2 separate regions of the Mus musculus genome follow, and region 1 is linked to region 2. The links are chromatin contacts, found by Hi-C or POLR2A ChIA-PET in ENCODE. All regions are on one chromosome and are shown on one strand. Each heading gives the region's core, a stretch centred on a gene start or an enhancer-like site at or near the end of the contact. The rest is flanking DNA. Distances are from core to core; before and after follow the strand shown.

Region 1 (3,383 bases), core at 376-2,875, 39 kb before region 2:
CATTTATGACACATGTAGGATAGCATGTCAGTGTATCATATACATTTATGTCACATGTATGACAGTGTATATGTATGTCAGTGTATTGCATACATTTATGTCACATGTATGACAGTGTATGTGTATGTCAGTGTATCACATACATTTATGTCACATGTATGACAGTGTATGTGTATGTCAGTGTATTGCATATATTTATGTCACATGTATGACAGTGCATGTGTATGCCAGTGTATCACATACATTTATGTCACATGTATGACAGTGTATGTGTATGTCAGTGTATCACATACATTTATGTCACATGTATGACAGTATATGTCAGTGTATGACATACATTTATGACACATGTAGGACAGCATATGTATATGTCAGTGTATGACATACATTTATGACACATGTAGGACAGCATATGTATATGTCAGTGTATGACATACATTTATGACATGTAAGACAGTGCATGTCTCTAGTAGGCCCAGGATCCTGGCTATCACCAAGGTAACTGTGCCAACCCTAGAATTATAAATCCTTGTATCTTTCTTTAATTAAAAAATCCCCAGTATTTGCCCAGGTGTGGGGTCAGTAATCTTCTAATAAATTTCTCAAGCAATTCTTACACACATTCCAGATGAAGAACTTTAGCAGTTTTTCTGAAAAATGATTTTACTTTTATTTTTAATTATGTGTGTAAGTATGTGGATGGTCCATGTATGTATGTATGTATGTATGTATGTATGTATGTATGTGAGTGAAGTGTCCATGTAGGCCAGGAGAGAGGAACGGATCACTGGAGCATTACAGGTGGTTGTGGGATGAACCACATGGTTACTGGGAACCCAAACTCAGGTCCTCTCCAAGACCAGTGTGCCTCTTAACCCCTGAGCCGTCATGGCCTGACTGCTAGCATTCTCATCAAGTAAGCCGCTAAAAATAGTTAAGATTTACAGTACAACATCAGAGCTGCATTCACGGAGTCGCTCACTTTTGCTAATTTTCACGCTGATGAGTCCATCAGAGCCTGGGTGTTCTCTGTTTCTTCTACTGATGGGGAAACTGAGGACTAAAGAGCTCACATTCCTGTCATGTGCCCTTTGCCCAAGGCTTCTTAACTCTTCCCACTGTTTCTAGTGGCCAATGATTTACCCTGGAAGGCATGTGCATGTGTGTTTGTGTGTGTGTGTGTGTGTATGTGTGTGTGTGCATGTGCGTGTGTGTGCATGTGTGTGTGTGTGCATGTGCGTGTGTATGTATGTATGTGTGTGTGTGTGTGTGTGTGTGTGTGCACGCACGCACACACAAGCCATGAAAATCTTCCATGGCTTGTTCATCTTAAGGAGAAGTGCAGGGAACTCCCACAGCAGTTGCATCTTTCTGGATAATACTGAAACAAAAGAACCTGAGATGTAGATTTCTCCAGGGCATAGCTCCAAGTTTGGAGAGACTCTGGCCCCTCTGACAACACTGCCTACTGCAAGCTAAGCCCAAGGAACTGTGGGTTCACTTTCACAGTCAAATAAAGTGGTCCAGCTGCCCCTCTGAAGCGCCAGCGCTGGCAGAAGGTTAGGAAGTATGACCCTGAGCGACCTCTGGTGTCCTCAGGCAGAGGCCATTACAGAGCCTACCCTGCACCCCCAGGCCCTCTTGGAGACGGACGTGAAGCTAGGACCTGTGAAATGAAACACTCCAGGCAGGAAAGACCCTGGACCTGTGCCAGGACTCAGGTGTGTTACATGTCCTCTGGATCATATGACATACTGAGAGACACCCATGTCACGGTCCTCCTCAGCCTTTGAGTTGGGAGCTGTATGCAAGTGGAGGGGAGGGGATAGTCTTTCCCAGGTGAGAGCACCCTAACTGATTTTCCAATACCAAGTGGTCAGCCCTGGAATAAATAACACTAAGTGGACTGAGCAGGCTGTATTTATATGTTTATATATAAGCAACAATAACAAAGAGAGATTATGAATGAGGGGGGGAATAATATAATTATAAATCTTAAAAAAATTAAACTTAAAAACACTAAGAAACATGGGCCTTATTAAGTCTGTTAGAAACACTGTCTGGCTTATTATAACAAATGAATTGTACTTACATATCCATAATGAGGGAAACTTGGTGTTTAGGTATAGAGACTGCTGCATTATATCTCAATTCCTGTATTCTAATTTTTTAAGTAATTATGTTTAAAAGAACAAAAACCAAACAACTACAGAGAAACCCCCACTAGCTCTCCAGTTCACAATGGGACAAGTTCAAGGTTCTCTGCTGGCATCAGGAATGTCAGTGACACTAGCCTCTGAGATCTCTAAAATGGAGCTCCATCAGCGGAGGACTTGTCCCACTGTGGGGTGGGGGTGGGGGTTTGAACAGGGGGTGGGTGTCTCAACTCCAGAGAGCAAGCACTTGAATGTTATGTAGTGGGATTGTCACACTAATCTCTCTTGAGCCGAACTTGAGGGCCACTTCCTGACCCCAGGCAGTATTTCCCCCAAGGTCTCCGCAGGCTTTGTGCACCCTGTTTAAATCGGCTCTTGTCTGTCCCACCTCTCCAAATCCAACCTGACTGACAAGGTCCAGCCCAGGACACCTCAGGATCAGGTTCTGACACAGGTCTGAGTTTCTGAGATGGCATGGAGGGGTCAAAGGTTTCCTTTCCTATATCTTTGTTGACCAGTTCTGCTCAAAAACTGCAAAAAAAAAAAAAAAAAAAAAGGGGGGGGTGTGGGGAAGGCTTTATTGGGGACCCTGGGAACTGCAATCTGAGGCACATTATTAGTTCAGCTAGTGATGAATCAGCATTCAGGAGGCAAGAGTACGTCACAGGATCTTTACAGGACTGAAAATTCTTTTGTGAGGAAACTTCTGTCAGATTTAAGGGCAGGTGCTTGTACAGCTGGGGTCATGTGACCCACAGAACATAAAGAATATATAAAGGTGGTAAGACAGGGTTCCAGTAACCTCTTGGTATATGTGTTGACTCTCTCGGCCATTTGCTCTAACTGCTGCCAATCAGAGGGAAGCAAGCAGCGGGCATTCCCAGCTACAGCTGGATTCACGGCTGGAATGATGCACAAGTCCAGCCATCTGGTGGCTTCTCCATCTCACTTGTATGTGTGCATATATATGTGTGTGGCGTGTGCAGATACATAGGATGGTGGCTTGCACTTGTAACCAGCACAGGAGAACTGGGACCAGGAGGATCCCTGTGAATTCCAGGTAAAAATCAGAGACCCTGTCTCTAAAAGAAGGTGGGACAGTTCCTGAGGAACATATGACAACTGAGAATGCCCTTTGACCTCTACACATTTGCACGCACATGCACATGTGTCCCCAGGAACACACACACACACACACACACATACACACATTAGTAAATCACTATT
Region 2 (3,667 bases), core at 1,045-3,544:
GGAGAGGGAAAAAGGCAGACCCCTGGGGCTTGCTGCAGCCAGCAGAGCCTAGTCTGTGAGCCCCAGGTCTCAGTGAGAGACCTTGTCTCAAAAAACAAACTGGACATCTTCGAAGGACAAACACCATGAACTGACCTCTGGCCCTCCATATACACACAAACATGCACACATGCCTTTACACACACGCACACACACACACACACACACATCAGATAATGATGTAGCATAGTTAGAATCATCTTATGTTGCAGATGAGGCTATGTAACAGAGCAGCCACTTTGTAGAGTTGGAAGTTCATCAGCAGATTTAACTGAGAGTTACCATGTGACCCTGGACTTCCACCCGTACACCCAAGAAGACAGAAAAACTCACCATCTCTATAAACTTGTACAAGAATGTTTATAGTACTATCACTCACACTAGCTAAAAAGGTTTAAACAACCTGAATGTCCATCAATAATGAGGGACAAACAAACTGGGGGCAGCACAGTGGAATAACTGCTATTATTGTAGCCATAATAATGAAGGAAGAAACAGTGGCTGCTACAACTTGGATGAACACTGTGCCAAGTGAAAGAAGCCAGACGTAGAAGATTATCACGCATTAGAGGCACCCAGGTCCAGGATGGGAAATCTATAGAGACAGAAAATGGATCGCTGATCCCTGAAGGCTAGGGGTAGGGGTGGAAAAGTTGGGTTGGAGAGGTAATAACTAGAGGATCAAGTTATTTTATTTTATTAGATTATGTAAACATTAAAAATTCACTGAGGTGATGGCTTGTGTGTCAGGAAGCGCACTAAAACATATTGAATCACCTACTTTAGGCAAATTACGCAGTATACTTAACAGCTCAATGAGGCTGTTAAAATTAATTGCAATAATACAAAAGACCTTGGTTCAAATGAATTCCCTCACCTCACCCAAACTGCCTCCAATCCTGCCCTTCTCTCCAGCTGCCCATGAATTAGGAAGTCTATGCTCACAGGAGTCAGCTCCACGAACAGCCTTCTGCCTCCTGTCCTTATCTAAGTGCTGATTTAGACAGGCAATGAACAGCTGGGAAGGCACCAGGCCACTAAAGGTACCATTACAACGCCAAAGTCCGAGACCTTGTCCAAATCAGTAAGTGAGGCTGGGTGATGACAGTTCACTTGATGGAGTACTTGCCATCCAACCACCAGGACCCAGGTTCAGTTCCCAGAGCCCAGTTAGAAATCTAGGTGTTGGGGTGTGTGTGTGCCAGAGATGAGGAGGCAGAAAGAGTTCCTTCACTGGCCACTCAGCCTAACCTACTCTTTGAGGGCAATGAAGAGATGATGTCTAAAAAACCAAGGTGGATTCTCTGACCAGTGCCCTGAAGCTACCCTGACCTCCACATGCTTGTGAACACACATATTGTGTATACACACACACACACACACACACACACACACACATACCACATCAGTGACTCCCTCCCCATCCTAAGCTCTCTCCATGGCCTTCCCAAGCCATCGAATTAACAGTTACATTATAATGAGATTGGCCGAAGAGTGTTAATATGGCTCTCTCAATATGAAAACACATCTGTCCTTTCAAACACTCCACTAGACAAACCTTTCTCAGGTGGCAACACAATCTGACCTCGAGCTTTGCATAGGTCACCCTTTGCTGTTCTTTTCTGCTCTTGGTCATATTTAAGAACAACACTGGGGGAGGAGCTCTTTGGCATCGTATTTCTCATCATCACTAATTATTCCAGCCATGCCTCAAAAGACATGTATTTGTTATAAAGATCCTAAGACCAGAGAGTAAGATGCATGACTGTCTTTCTGCCGGGGCCTTCATGTCTCCTACTCCTGCCCCATTCATTATACATGAAGGACATGTATAATGCTTTGAAGTGCACGACACTGAGGAATGGGCGGGGGAGATACTTTAATACCTATGTCAATCACAAAACACAGCCTGTGTCAAAGGGGATTCGGGTACTTACCGGATGGATCATAGCTGCTAAACCTGAGCTCTGGTGGACCACAGCCAGCAGAATACAGATAGACCAGATGTATGACTGTGCCACGCCTGCGATGAGCAGGGTCAGGAGTCTCGGGGACACTCAGGTCCTCAATAAGCAGTCTCCTGTGGGAGTTCCTGAGGCTGGCTCTCTCTGGTGAGGGAACTTTGCCTATCTCAGAGCTGCACAATTTCCCCAGACACTTTAACCCAAGCAAGGATGGCATCTTGGCATAGCAGACATGACATCAAGATCTGACCCAGAAGCCCGGGAAGCAGGGCTCCCCAGTAGCAGTTCCCCTAGCATCTCTTCCCTCACCGCCCAGCAAAGAAGATTAAGAAGGACATATTTAAAAGATTACCCTCAGGAGCTTAGCCATATTTGCAGCCAGATGATTATGTATAAAAACAGCCATCACCAGGAACTCCTGACTGCAGTCTGAGACAGGAGTTCCTATCGGAAAGCAAAATTAATACCGCCACCTAGAGCGATAACCTAAAAGAATTATCTGGCAACTATTTCTAGAATCTCTATTATTATCTGGCGAGAGTGCTATGAACAGGTCTAACTGGGCTCAGAGACTGCATTCGATCTACAAATGCGGTCCAGGGAAAGACTCAGGCATTAACTGCAAGAGTGCCAGCATTTGGAATCTCAAGAGGCCGCATGAGTCTCAACAGAAGCTCCCGGCTTTAATTAATGGCAGACTCGACTCCAGGAGGCCATGGTAAGCAATTGCTTCCTCTGCATGTTCTAGAGAATCCTCTCCCCGAACGTCATGAACTCTGCTGCATTTCAGTAGCCAAAGTGTTTTAACAGTCTCAGCCATGTCCTGGGTGTCCTACTAACTCAGGAGGGAGAGAGCATTGTGTGGGCAGTAGCTTCGTGCTTTCACAAAGTCAACCCCAGGAGGTCCTTCCTCGGAGACTTAGGGCTCTGACACACGAAAGGAGCCCTGCTTATGATTGTTGTGAAGTCTACAACTGTAGGGTTAAGTACACCATGTGACATTCTACAGCCACACAACAGTGACAGGTCAGAGTGACTACATCTATGCTCCTTCTCCTATTGTTGGGCTACTGGACTCTTATAGAATTTTCTTTTCATTGGGAGCCTGGCCTGGTGACCCACACCTTTAGTTCCAGCACCAGGAACTAGTGGCAGAGGCAGGTAGATCTCTGTAAGTTCAAAGCCAGCCTGGTCTACAAAGTGAATTCCAGGACAGTCAGGGCTGTTACACAGAGAAAACTTGTCTCAACAAAACAAAACAAAACAAAACAAAACAAAAGAAAACAAAACAAAACAAAACAAAACAAAGAACATCGTACCCTTTAAGTAAAATGGAACTGCAAGCCTAGAAGGGTCTGAGAAGATAAAATCCAGCAGTTTCAAGAATACAAACTGTGAGGCAACTGCTTAGACCCCCACATGAGAGACTTGTGAGTGGAGCCCAGAAATTTCCATTCCTAAAAGTCATCCAAACCAGGACCGGCAAGGGATGGCCCAACCAGCTCTATCCTTTAAGACTAGGAAGGGAAGTATTGAAGAGGCTGATAGCCTTCCTAGATACAATGTAGCAATCCTGGGGGTGTGGCTAAGTCCTAAACTGTAGCCCTTCAGCTTTCTACACTAGGAGGCCTTCCTCAAAGGCCAGGGGGATGGAGTGAGCAGCG

Evidence for each region. A loop is a pair of places that touch in the nucleus more often than their neighbours do. ChIA-PET counts read pairs that join two places held with the same protein, here RNA polymerase II (POLR2A).
Region 1: a map of heart shows a loop between it and region 2 (1.9-fold over the local background). The contact joins the enhancer-like site here to the promoter of Ablim1 in region 2. A Hi-C loop is called at or near these places in 1 of 37 maps with a recorded cell type or tissue (heart). POLR2A ChIA-PET finds 5 or more read pairs at or near these places in 1 of 5 experiments (Patski).

Annotation. Positions count from the first base shown.
Region 1 is chr19:57,175,851-57,179,233 of GRCm38, forward strand. The region is part of intron 1 of Ablim1 (actin-binding LIM protein 1); the gene reads right to left. Among named protein-coding and RNA genes, the nearest start is that of Ablim1, 38 kb to the right of the region's middle. Within about 2 kb of position 1,626, at least 1 of the 3 ENCODE cell types and tissues checked has a DNase peak (open chromatin) inside an H3K27ac peak, as active enhancers do; it is heart, where a contact is called at or near this core.
Region 2 is chr19:57,213,738-57,217,404 of GRCm38, forward strand. Ablim1 (actin-binding LIM protein 1) reads right to left here and starts at 2,295. Exons shown (of 26, transcript NM_178688.4): 1 at 1,977-2,295. The coding sequence starts at 2,220.